2 separate regions of the Homo sapiens genome follow, and region 1 is linked to region 2. A link is a contact called in ENCODE Hi-C or POLR2A ChIA-PET data. All regions are on one chromosome and are shown on one strand. Each heading gives the region's core, a stretch centred on a gene start or an enhancer-like site at or near the end of the contact. The rest is flanking DNA. Distances are from core to core; before and after follow the strand shown. Region 1 holds the start of ASB1 (ankyrin repeat and SOCS box containing 1). Region 2 overlaps HDAC4 (histone deacetylase 4).

Region 1 (6,466 bases), core at 765-3,264, 830 kb after region 2:
TGAAAAAGTTCAAAGTCGGAGTGGGAAAGATTCAGGTGTAGGGCAATAACCAACAGGTAAATGGCGGCCACAGGACTTTTGCTGAGCCCTCTTCTGGGCCCCCTCTGCTGGCCTCTGTGCTATCCATTCCTGGCCCTGCTCAAAGTAGACTCAGAATCTTTCCCCAGCTCCAGATTCAAAAGCAACTTCAAGTTTGTGTTTCGCTGATCAACTACTCCAATGACAACACAACTGCCCCAGGATAGCACTTAAGCTTCAACTGAAAATCTGTTGCCCCTCTACCCGAGGCCGAAACACACTGAATAACAAAACAGCAGTGCATGAGGATATAAAAAGGAGCCCTCAGCTGAGTGTGGTGGCTGCCGCCTGTAATCCCAGCACTTTGGGAGGCAGAGGCGGGCAGATCACCTGAGGTCTAGAGTTCGCTATCAGCCTGGCCAATATGCCAATATGGTGAAGCCCCGTCTCTACTAAAATACAAAAATTAGCCGGGCATGATGCCAGCACCTGTAATCCCAGCTACTAGGGAGGCTGAGGCCAGAGCATCGCTTGAACCCCCGAGGCGGAGGCTGCAGTGGGCCGAGATCACGCCACTGCACTCCACCCTGGGCAACAAGAGCGAAACTCCGTCTCAAAAAAAAAGGAGACCTGTGCAGCCGACAAAGCCAGTGTTTATTCCCCAGGAACTCTCTTTATACTGGGAAGTAGCTGTTGGTCCTCTTTTTCCCACGGAACACGCATCATTCCGTCTCTCACTCTCACATGAGATGACATCCTAGACCCTAAGGTCCTGGCTGTCTCTGAAGTCAAAGTCAACGCCAACCAAAGCCCAGGATGGTAGATGCTTTGTCTGGCTTTTTCTGGTCACTGCAGTATCCTCTGCTGGGTCTAGCCAACAGCAGGTCTTCAATACAAGTCTGTTAAATGATTGGAAGGAGGTGCAGAGGGAGGGATGGATGGAAAAGCCTATCTGCACCAGTCTCCAAGTCAATCTTTTAAGATGTTTAAGAAATGTATTGGTTTATTACTAAGTAGGAGAGGAACCCCTCCAAAGACAAATATAGGCATGTAAAGAAAGCCCAGAACACACGAAACTATTGGCGCGAATGGCAAGCTCAGAAATCCAGCAAGAAGGAACTCCCACCACACCACCGGGAAACGGGAACCTGTCCTGACCGCTTCCTTCACATCTGCATGGTAGGGACACTGCAAGGTGGAGACCCTAAGTAGGACAGTTATTTTGGAAGGTGGGTGTGAGCCTTTCTATCTGCCTCCCTTGCTGGTGGGCCAAAGGCCCCTGGACATGTTGTGTCACTGACGAGCTCGCTGGAGACGGCGTCCCCGTTGTCCCTGGTCTGTGCCTGTGGTGGGTGGGAAGGCTGCCCCCCGCTGTACCACCGGACACGCCGTGGGCGGCAGAATGGTGAAAAAGTGCCTGCCCTCCCTAGGGCTACCCTCTGGCTGGCTTTCCTGATCCGTGCGCTCAGAGCTGGAAGGTGGCCCACGTCCTACTTTTGCGGTTGGGTCATATCAAATCTGTATCGGCTAACGGGAAGGAAGTTACGAGCAAGTTCCACCGGAAAGAAAATCTAGCGCGGGGACTGCACTCGAGGCCGAGGAGAGGGCAGCGCGTCCGTGGTGGGGTCGCCCAGCACTGCGAGCCGCGCTGAACCCCACCCCCGGCCTGCAGGGTGCGGCTCCCTGGCTGCCCCGTGGACCCGGCCAGCCCGGGACGAGGACGCAGGACCTCGGCAGGGACGCCGGAGCCAGCCCTTCGCCATCCCCACACGCCCCGCGGCCCAGTGGCCGCGCGCACGTTACCTGCGGAGCCCGGCCCTGCCCGCCCGTCTGGGCTGCCGCCCTCCGCCATGGATGCTTCCGCCTCCGCGGCCGCCCCTGACCCGCGCACGCCCCTCGGGCAGGAAGCAGAACGACCCGCGACCACTTCCGGCGCCGAGGGCAATGGGGGGCGCGTCGGGGTCGCGGCTTCCGGCGGGCGCGCGCCGGCCTCACTGGTTTCCGGGGCCGCGCAGGGGCCACGCCTCCGCTTCCGGCCTCGCTGTCTAGCAGGGCGCTGGCTGGTCCCTTCGTCCGGCGGGAACTTCGCGGCTAACCGACTCTCTGGATGCCGGCCGCGCTGTGGTTTCCTCACATAAGAAGCCAAGGAGTCGGAAAGCCCGTTGCCTGAGGCAGCAGTCTGGGAATTTCGGTCCGGCGGGCCGTCCCCACCCACACGGACGGGGCGTGGCTTCTGCCAGATGTGGGCGGGGCCCCGAGGGCCGTGGCGGGCGGGACCCGGGCCTCGGCCGGGCTGGCTTGGTCCCCGCAGGTGCCCCCCGCTAGCCACGAGCAGCCCCGGGAGGGTGGATTCGGAGGCGCGGGGACTGGTGAGGGCCCACTGCAGGGCTGAGCGTCGCAGCGTGCTGTGGTTTTAGATGAATGCTCCTCCAAATCCCTTCCATGAAGCCCTCAATCAGGTCGGTAACTGATGACAGCCAGTGGCTGACGCGAAGTTCATTGAATAAATGAATGCATTCGTGAACAACCGAGTAACATTTCTTGCACACTCCCAACTTCAAATATCGCAGCGTCGTCCCACCATGAGTATTGGTGTTGGTCCTAAAGCACGGATTCCCTTGGCTCCTCCCATTCTCCCCTGCTGAGTTAGACAGCGGGGCCTCATGCAGGAGGAGGATTTGTACACAGCACAGCAGGAGGCTGATGAGGGAGTCCGGAGACCCCAGCAGTCGTGGGCGTGAGCTGCTGGCTCATCCGTGTGTACAACATTCCAGACTGGAGTAAGGGAAGCCGCAGGCGCAGCCCCGCGAGTGCCCCTGCTGAGGCTGGCCCTGGGTGGCCCAGATGCACCAGGGGGCCCACTGGGGGCAGACCTGGCAGGCCCTGTGGGGGTTGGAGGCGGGAGTGGGGGTACTTCCTACAGTGGTGTTTGGTCTTGATGACAGCAGAGAGCACCACTGGCATGAGGGACAGGTGACTCCGATGATGACGCTGCCAGGCCAGGAGCCAGGGGTGTGCCCAGCCCCTGGCTCCACCACAGCTGCACATCCCGAACTCGGAGCTTCAGCAACTCCGAAGCCTGAAGCCGCCTCACGTGTTGTTGGATGGATGAATGGATAAACGAAATGCCGTCCATCCATACAATGGAATCGTACTCAGCCTTAGAAAGGAAATGCTGTCCGTCCATACAATGGATTCGTACTCAGCCTTAGAAAGGAAGGGAATCCTGACACACGTCACAACACGGATGACCTTGAAGACGTTATGCTGAGTGAGATAAGCCAGCCACAAAAAGACAAATACAGTACTGTGTGATTCCAATTATTTGAGGTCCCTGGAGCAGTGAAATGGTGGAGCGGAATGGGGGTTGCCAAGGGCTGGGGGAGTGGGGAATGAGGAGTTAGTTTTTCATGGGGACAGAGCTTCAGTTGAGGAAGATGAAAAAGTTTTGGAGACGGGTCACACAGCAATGTGAATTGTGCATTAACAGTACTGAACTGCGCATTTAAAGCAGGTTAAGTTTTATGTTCTATATATTTTACCACAATTGTTTTAAAGAATTTTTTAAAAGAGGTTCCGGTGCAGTCAGTCAGGGGTGCGGGTTGGGTGTTGGGTGGTTCAGAGCACCCAGGTGATTCTAAAGTGCAGCCTGGTGAGAGCCACGTCTCCGGGGGCCTCCGCTGCTCTGCCTGCCTGGTCCCGGTGGGCTCACAGTGAGCGTTCTGCGTGTCGGTAGCCTTTGCATCAAGGTATTGAGTCCCTGAGCAGAGTGGCCCTCCTGCACCTGCACCTCCACCTTCCCTGCCACGTGTTGCCCTTGGGATCCTGCCTCTTAGAAGAACCTGAGGCCGCACGTGGTCTGTAGCGGGGAGGTGGCCTCACATGCCCACCTCCGTGCCTCCTAAATGCCCACATGGTGCAGGGCAGTGTCCACAGAGCCAGCAGTGCTGGAGGGGGAAGGACACTCAATTGCTGGCCACTCTGCCAATACCATCACCCCCATTTCTCAGGACCCTGAGATCTGGGGGCCTGGTGCTATGCCCAAAACCACATAGCCCACAGGTGGCTGAGTTGGGATCACATCCAGACTGTCCAGCCCTACAGCCTGTCTCCCCCTCTGACCTCACCTCTCCAGAGTCCCTCTTCTTCCAGGTCCTCTGAGCCCAAAAGACCCACCAACACAGGGACACTCAGTGACCGCTAGAGATGAAGCAACTTGGGTCCCATCACCTACAAGCAACAGGGATTTACCAGTGCCTACCAGTGCCATCCCAGCCCAGCACAGCAGCAACAGGACCAGTGCAGTGGGCTGTCTTGCCCCTCCAGGTCCCAGTGGCTCCCTCCCGTTTTCCCACCCCTAAAATCACCCGTCGCTTCCTGTTGCCTCCTGGAGGCTCAGGCCTCCCCCAAAGTGTCCCCAGTGACCCCTCTGTGGAGCCTAGCCCAGTCTTTGTGGTGGAAAATTTGGCAGTCTAGCTAAAGCATAAGAATGAATAATCCTTGATCAGAAATGCCTCTTCCAGGCATTCATTCTAGGGAAATAATCAGATGTGGGGGAGATTCAGCTACAGTAGTGCTCATTACCATCATTTTATAACAAAAATGTCCAACAATGGACTTTCTGGTTCAGGAGGTCTGAGAAGGGGCCCCCATCCCTCATCCTTCCTGTTGCAGGGAACTGGGGGCCCCTCTGGAAGCATGGCAGGTATATGGGGGGCTGGAAACATGAGCTCCACAGCTGCAGGCTGGTGAGGATCCTGCTGGGCCTGGGTGTGCTGGTGCTGCTGTCGCTTAACCCCCACAGCTGTCTCCGGGAATTGGGCAGCAGATGTCACCCAGGCAGGGACCAGAAATGGGAATCTCTCCTGATCCTAGGCCCTGTGGGCCTGTGTTTGGGGTGTCTCCTCCCAGGAGGCCCAGCCCTCTCTTCCCCTTTGAAGGATCTCCTGCTTTGAAGGAAGCAGGGGATCTGAAGGTTTACCAGGTGAGGCCACGAGATGAGGGCAGCCCGCTGACCCTCCAGGCTTTGCCCTGGAAACATCTTTACCAGCCCCTGCCCCGCAGACCCTGTCTCAGGCCTTGGAGCCCACCTGCAGAGAGTCAGGGTGTCTGCCCCAAGCTAGGGAGGCAGATCCACATCCTTCCAGCTGAGTCACCAGGACAGGGTGACTCCTCTGAGCACCAGCTGCCTCCCTGTCAAATCGGGCTGATAATACCCACTTTGCAGGCTTTGTAAAGACACAAAATCCCATAGAATGTGCCACAGGCTTCCTGGGGCAGAGAGAGCCTCAGGACACAGTGGGCATCGGTGCCATGGCTGCTAACGCTATGGCATGGCTTTGCTGAGTGGAGCCACGCCCACCTCCAGCCTCCCACCCCACCCCACCCTGTCCTAAACTGAGCCCACCTTCTCTGCCCAGCTTGGAACAGAGCAGGGCTCAGGGGTAGACGCAGTGTCCCAGCAGGCCCTCAGCTTGGGGCTGGTGGGGCTGGGCAGGGCCCAGGCCGTGATGTTCCTTGCAGCCCTCGAAGCCTCCCTCTTCCAGCCAGGTCGGCCTCTGCCTGGATGTGGTTTAGCCTGGCAGTGGAGGTCCCAGGGAGGACCGGGAAGCCCAGCTGTGGGGACTGCAGAGGACAGTGTGGGCCCTGGGAGTCCTGCCAAGGGGGTGCCCTCTTTCAGCCCCCCTCACAGGTGCTGTGCTGCCTCCCTTGGTGTGACCGAGAACTCCACTAGTGTCAGGAGGCCACAGCGCTCAGTGAGCCCCTGCATCCTCTACCAGGGCCTGCGTCTCTCCAGGCAGCACCTGTGGAAGGCAACTACCATGTGCTGGTCACTGCCACAGCGGGAGGAGTCAGAGGTGAGGAAATCTCAGTCCCAGAGCAGGGACTGGCAGCAGAGACAGGAGGTTTTTAGAGACTCTTCGGCCACAGCGGGACCAACAGCCCAGCTTGCCCAGCACTGAGTGGGCCTCAGAACACAGAGCTGCCAGTTTTCAAAGCAGGGTGAGTGGAGACCCTATCCCAGCCCTCAGCTCCGCTCCCCGCCTGTCCTGCGGCAGTGCTGGAGTCTTTGGGCTGGCCTCACCATGCCCTCCTTACCGCCAGGTGAACTTTTCCTGCCATACCAGTTGGTCTCTGTCACTCGGGCTCACAGACTCCTTCACGGTCCCGAATGCCCATCTATAGGCTCTTGGAGGAGCCTGGGCATCTGAGGCCCTTCCCGAGAAGAGCCCCAACCTCCCTCCCCTCCTCCAGCTCCCAAGCGCCCTGCCTAGAACCTGACCCTCCAGGGCCAGCACTCTCTCCCTGGGGTCTGCGCACGAGGCTCCCTCCCTCCCATACCCCTGTCCTGGGGACCTCTCCCCCTCACCAGATGCCTCCCCCACCGCACCCCCGCTTTCCGCCCCGCAGCTGGGGCCTTGGCTCCAGGTCCTCCCAGCAGCATTTA
Region 2 (6,248 bases), core at 3,740-6,239:
GATATTCCTACTTTGAAACTATTGTTTATGGGTCCTGGTATTGCAGCAAATAAGTAACAAAGTCTCTTTCTCAGAATTCTATTATCTGGAGCACCTGAGGGTCTTTTTCTATTGTTTGTTGTTCTGTTGGGTTTTTTTTGTTGGGTTGTCTTTTCCTCTGCCTGATATGTGAATGTGTAAGTGTGTGTGTTGAAAATATTATTTGCAAAATCTGTTGAGACAGTTTGAGGCCTAGGATGATGACATCATCCTCATTAGTAGACTGAAGTTTGTTTCTGCCTGGTGCTTGGGGGCCCTAGCAATGAGTCATCACTTCAGTTCTATTTCAAGGATTACAGAGTCATTAGAAGCAGAGCTGCAATTGTTGAGGGTCCATTTATTGTGGAGTCTCTTTTTTTCCCTAGGGGTTGCTTCCAGATCCCAACCCACATTTCCCTCCTTCTCTCCTGCCTGTCAGTCCCTGGAGTTCTCCTCCTAACCCTAATATCTGCAAGAGGCGGTCAAAAGTACTAAAGATTCTTAGATGGCTGGGGGTGGGGCTCTGCAAATACCAACAGGGGAAAATCAGCCCCAAATGCCATCTTCACCCCCCAGCCTTTGTCTGGTCCTGTAATTCTTCACTGTTTTTTTTTAACTTAGTAGTGTCATCAAGAAGATGTGTTTATATTTGTCCAGCTTTTGTGATTTTTCTCTCTGCTAAGGCTGGACCACATGGCCTATTTCACCTTTTTTCTTTTTTTTTTTGCACTTGTGTTTTTTGAAGCAGTCATGTTTATTAAATATCGATATTCAGAGTTTTTTTGGTCAAAAACAAAATTCTTCTATAAGATGATTAGCAGTATATATGGAAAATCAGGCAATTTGAAATGAAATTAATAACTAAGATAATTATTAAAGGGTTTATAGGAATGCTTATTCTGTTATTTACCCAGAGTTATTTGTCTACATGGATATTTTAGAGTTTTAACAGCAAGTTTATGTGAGAATAGGTGTTTCTGTTGAGGGACATCTGAAAATACCCAGGTTCTTCTGTCTTCTTAGGCTATCCCACGTGGATTCTTGGTCTAGTGGATCCGATTAGCAGTATACCTGCATTCTAACAAATGGAATGGTAAAATTAGTATTATTAGCATGTTAAGGTCAAACTGTTTCCAGGTACTCTTGCTTGGGTAGAGATTTGGAAGTTGACTATATTTGAAATCTGAAGGGTGACAAGTCAGTGTTTCTCCACATTATCTGTTTCCCCATAGGTAGCTTGATTTATTCATCCAGTCATCTGCCCATCCAGTCCCTTCTGCTGCTGAACTAGTCATTGCTTCAGGGTCATGGACACAAAAACAGACAAGGGTATGCCCCTCTTAGGGGCAGACACAGAACAGTATCAGTGGAGCGATCTGAGGAAGCCAGTGTTGGCAGGGAGCCTTCTAGATGGCCAACACCTTCTATGAAAGAGGAGGATGCTGCTGGGGTGAAGTCCTGGCCTTCTGGGAGGGGCTGGAACCCGCCTCGGCGCTGGGTCAGTGCTCTGGATGGCAGCCTGGCCCCGACCAGCCTGTCCTTTCCCCCATGTGTTGTTCTGAATCTCTTTCCCCTGCGACAGAATTCACAGAAAAAGCAAACCTAATTTTTTCCTTAGTCAAAACTATTAAAAAAGAAAAATCCCACACTTAAAGCCAGACCTCTGCAGAAGTAAATTTGGGAATTCATTCTTGGATTTGTTTCTCTCCTGCCTTAAAAGAGAAAGAAGCCTCCTAGAAGGAGCCCCACTGAACTTGTTTGCTGTTTTCTTCAGTGAACCGCTTTCTGTGGCTCTGCCTCTCTGAGAATGTTTCAAACTCTGAAACGCAGCTGGAACACACTTGAGATGCTCCACACAGACTACAAAGTGATGGCATGGACTGTGCAGAACAGATGCTGTTTGCATTAAAATAAAAGACAAACATAATATTTGCATTAATCGAGAACCTTTGCAGGAGTATTTGCATAGAGTGGTTTATCCTTTTCCAAGAGCTGGTTACTCTTAACTAATTTCTGAGTGTAGAAAGGATAAGCAATCTTTTGCTGATTATTTCTCACAAAGAATTGCTTTTGCCCAAGTGTGTAGCTGTTTCCAAAGACGGGCTCTCCGACATGCACGTGTGATGTTGAGTGCAGCACAGGAAGAATGGCCCATGTGCCTGGCAGTGATTGCTGTCAGTCATGCTCTTGGGAGCTTTTTGTGTTTCAGAGTAGGATTGCTGAGCTCGTACCCTGCTTTTAGTGGTACTGAACTTTGTTTCAGCAGAGTTGTGCAGAGTTACTCACACTAGACCATATTTCAGTGGCCTCCTCTTCCTCCTTATAATGAGAAGAAGCCAAGGCTGTGGCATGTTGGCGTGTCAAGTGTTTTGGTGCCTGTGCGTACAATTTCAGGGACAGCTGTACTTAATTCTTATTTCATTAGTGAAGGCTGTGTAAGAATAAAGACAAAGGACTCAGAGCAAAGAAAAAATGACGGTCTCTCAAAGAGAAGTAGAGCCCGGAGATGCAGGTCATAAACCCTGCATAATTGGCTCTGAGTTTCTTAGCTGTCAAAGGAAAAAGGGAAGCCCTTTAATTTTAAGGTCTATGTTGTTCTTAAGAGGAAACCAACCAGGTGTTTTAAACAGTGACTTTGAAACACACACACACACACACACACACACACACAGTGAGAAAACAAGATTACACATAGTCTCGGTATCTGTATGAACCTTTGTATTAATTGAATATTCAGTAGTTATTAATGTGTACTTACATGATTTACTAGTGTTTTTGCCTTACCATTGCTTCTGTCATCTTACTCTTTCACCTGGGATATGATTTTCTTCCTTCTGACATAATCCCTTGTTAGTTCAGCAATGGTTTCTGAATGGTAAGTACTCAAGTTTTGTTTATCTGAAAATGTTTTTGTTTTCCCTTTTACCCGAATGATAGTTTAGATAGGTGTAGAATTGCAGGTTGCTGTGTCTTTCAGCATGTTTGAAGACATTTCATTATCTTTTGGCTACTTTTGTTGCTGTTGAAACATTGCCTCTCAATTCAATGTTCTTAGATCATCTAACTTTCCTACCTTGGTGCTTTTAAGATCTTTTTCCATGTTTAGTGTTTAAATGTTTTATTGCACTGTGTCTAGATGTCGATTCACACTTATTTATCCTAATAGAGACTTAGCATGCTTCTTAAATCTAAGGACTGTTATGTCTGAATTCTGGAATATTCTCATTCGTTATCTGTTTTAATACTGCATTTGTACATTTTTTCCATTCTTTAGGAACTCATACTAGGTCTATGTTGGACCATCTTATTCTTTTATCCTTGCTTCTCTCCTTTATCTTTTCCTATCTTTGTGCTGCATTCTGGTTAGTTATCTAGATCTAGTTTTATCTTTATATCTAATTTGCTGTTTTTATCTTTAACTAGATCTAATCTGTTCTTCTCAATTATAGAAAATTCACTTAATTCTTTTTAAAAACTTCTCATCTCCCATTTCCAGGTTTTTTTCCTTCATGATAGTTTCTCTTCTTCATTTAACTTTTTTTTTTTTTTAGCGCAGCTTGTTGTCTTTTCCACATTGTTTTAATATTTGTGGACATTTTGGAGTCATTTCTCGGTTTTGTTGTTCTTGCCGATTCCCACATGGTGGGTTGTTTCCATCTATCATTTGTGATGTTAAATTTGCATGGTAAACTCTTCAGCAGGGGACTTTCCTCCCTCCCTTCCTCTCATCCTTCTTTGTGTGTTTTGTGTGCTGTGGATTGTGGGTGTAGCCCTAAGGAGCTATTTTTCTTTGTCTTCCTGGGGCTACAGGGTTTCCCAGGTTCTAGACTAGTTTTACCCTTATTTCTAGACTTGAGATTCCAGAACTACTCAAAGAATATGAATCTGGAGGCCACATCCACAGGGACCCAGGTTTAGGGTCTTAGATTCTCACTGAAGCCTCTTCCTAGCAACCCTCTATTGCTTCCCAGGCCTGGTGGGTGGGGTTTTCTAGTTCTCTTTTCATAGACCAGACAGTCCTCCAAGAGTTCTGCCCGGACACAGGGTCTCAGTTCCAGTTCCCTGTCCAAGCCACGCTCATGGCCACCTCTCCTGCCCACCCAGATATGCAGCCGCCCACTGGCTCCCTGGTGCCTGTCTCCAGTTCTGATGACTCTTGGGCCCCAGGAACAGGCAGCTGGGTCTTAGTGCACCTGCTCAGAGGGCCGTTTGCTTTCTTTCCTTTCTGGTAATTGGGGTCTTCTCTTGAATTCAACTCTGCCTACAATATTAGGGCGAGATTTTATTCTATCTTCATAACTGTTTCTTTGTTCTTACAGTGGGAAGCGAGGGATCCTTATCGAGTCAGTGCAGTAAGGTTTGGGAACCTAAAGTTCTGGTTGACTTGCTGTGTTCTGTAGCTCTGTGTTGTGGACATGAGGAGGCTCTGTGCTTTTCAAAGTGTAAAATTGGCTTTTACTACAGGCGCGTGTTAATTCAGAACATCAAAGCAAGGAGTACACATTCAGCCACTGCTGTTTTCCAGTTCCTCTTTTCTTGTAGTTGAGTTAAAAGGCTAGCCCTTCTTTCTAGTTGTCTGAATATTAGATGTGACATCGGTCATAACAGCATACAGGGGTGTTCGTTTTAATTCAAGATTGCCTTCATGCCCAAGTGTGGGACTTTATGGGTATAAAACCAAAGAAATTTGCTTTAGATTACGAAAGCTGCATCTTTGTTTTGTTTTGATGTAATTTCTGTGTTTTCTTTGCCGTATGATTCTGATTTTTACCACGCTAACGCAGTGGTACAAGATTTATCATCTGAGTTGCACGTTGAGTGATAGGAAGTGGATTTGTTCCCGAGACTCTAATATCTTAGGAGAAGATGAAAATATGTCATGAGCTTAATGCCGCGTATGAAGTGTGATGGGAATGTGTGTTGTGCCTCTGCTCTGCCAGGCACACTGCCAGCTACACAGGAAGCCTGCTAGGAAGTGTGCAGTGCGGGCCGCCGTGGCCAGCGGGCTCTCCGTTGCAAAACCGGTGGCCGGCGAAGCGCAGGTGGTGCGTTCCTGGCGGAGAACAGGCTGGGTCTTAAGGGTGTGTGCGTCAGGGAGGGAGGAGAGAAATGATCGGATTTCTGCTTCTTCAAAATTCAAAAATAACTTTATTAAACAGAAGATAAGGGATTATATTTTTAAAATTTTGGATAACTCTGTTCTTAGAGCTATGAAGCATTTAAAACCTTGGAAAATCGTTTAAGAAAACATTTTAACCTATTGACTGCCCTCTGGTTTGGTGCAGTGTTTGTCCTTTGGCGGAGAAGCAAGGGGAGGAGGTGGCGGGCACAGACCATCTTCCCATCCTCAAGAAGGAACTTCCGTGGGACATGAGAGCTCTTGGAGGCAACAGCTTCCTTTTTGTTCTGCTCTTTCCCTCGTGCCTTTTGATTTTTCTCTTTAACTTTCTGCTAAAACCTGAGAAATGCTCTCAGCCAATCTGCTGAAGGAGGGGAAAGTCAGAGGACTTGCTCCCACAACGTGGGCTGTGTCCATGGTGACGTGGGCTGTGTCCATGGTGGCGTGGGCCATGTCCATGGCATAGGCTATCTGTGGCACTGCGGCTTGTGAGTACGTTTGTGGGTGCTTAGTCCAGTCCTCTCAGTCCTGCAAGGTTGGAGAGCATCCTGGCACCCATTCGATGGCTGTTGACGGTGAGGCCCACACTGATCAGCTGGCTCATGTGGCATCACAGGCTCCTGGGAGTGGATCCTGGCTTTGATGCTGGGCGATCCTGCTCCCACACTCCCGGCCAGAATCCTGGAACCACCATGACAGTCGTCATGTGGAAACCACAAGCTGGAAAGTCTGGAAGGGGCAGAAATCCACATCCTGCCAGTGACATTAGCGTAGTGAACATCCAACAGCAAGTCGCTTCTCCTGGTGGTGGCTCTATTTTTAGAAGATTAAAATAGAATGCAATACAAAGAAATCACTGTATATTTAGAAACTGAAGCTTCTGTTGTATAAAAAGGAATAGTGATAAGATTAAGTTAGTCTTGGTGTAGGGGAGGTTGTGATGTGTAGGGTATATTCATTCTGTGCATAACAGAAATGTAATAGTGATTTCTGCACATGGTACACCTGCTTCTTAGAGGATCCAGAAAAGCTGGTTTTGTTGGAGGGAGGAGTGTGCTGGAGTACTATTGAATTAAATAATAATGATGTGATTATCTTGAATGTACATTTG

What was found. Hi-C counts contacts between places; a loop is a spot of excess contacts on that map. ChIA-PET counts read pairs that join two places held with the same protein, here RNA polymerase II (POLR2A). Pooled maps may share reads with other maps.
Region 1: a pooled map shows a loop between it and region 2 (8-fold over the local background). The contact joins the promoter of ASB1 here to the enhancer-like site in region 2. A Hi-C loop is called at or near these places in 1 of 168 maps with a recorded cell type or tissue (PC-9) and 4 of 50 pooled maps. POLR2A ChIA-PET finds 5 or more read pairs at or near these places in 1 of 52 experiments (activated T-cell).

Annotation. Positions count from the first base shown.
Region 1 is chr2:238,422,475-238,428,940 of GRCh38, reverse strand. It overlaps ASB1 (ankyrin repeat and SOCS box containing 1), which reads right to left and starts at 2,014. Exons shown (of 5, transcript NM_001040445.3): 1 at 1,822-2,014. The coding sequence starts at 1,870. It overlaps LOC124908002 (a long non-coding RNA gene), which reads left to right and starts at 2,047. Exons shown (of 2, transcript XR_007088163.1): 1 at 2,047-6,466. RefSeq lists enhancers at 1,266-1,385, 2,898-3,433, silencers at 1,636-2,155, 2,176-2,565 and a cis regulatory region at 6,158-6,466.
Region 2 is chr2:239,251,737-239,257,984 of GRCh38, reverse strand. All of the region lies in intron 2 of HDAC4 (histone deacetylase 4), which reads left to right. Among named protein-coding and RNA genes, the nearest start is that of MIR4269, 51 kb to the left of the region's middle. RefSeq lists an enhancer at 5,061-5,562. Within about 2 kb of position 4,989, at least 15 of the 41 ENCODE cell types and tissues checked have a DNase peak (open chromatin) inside an H3K27ac peak, as active enhancers do.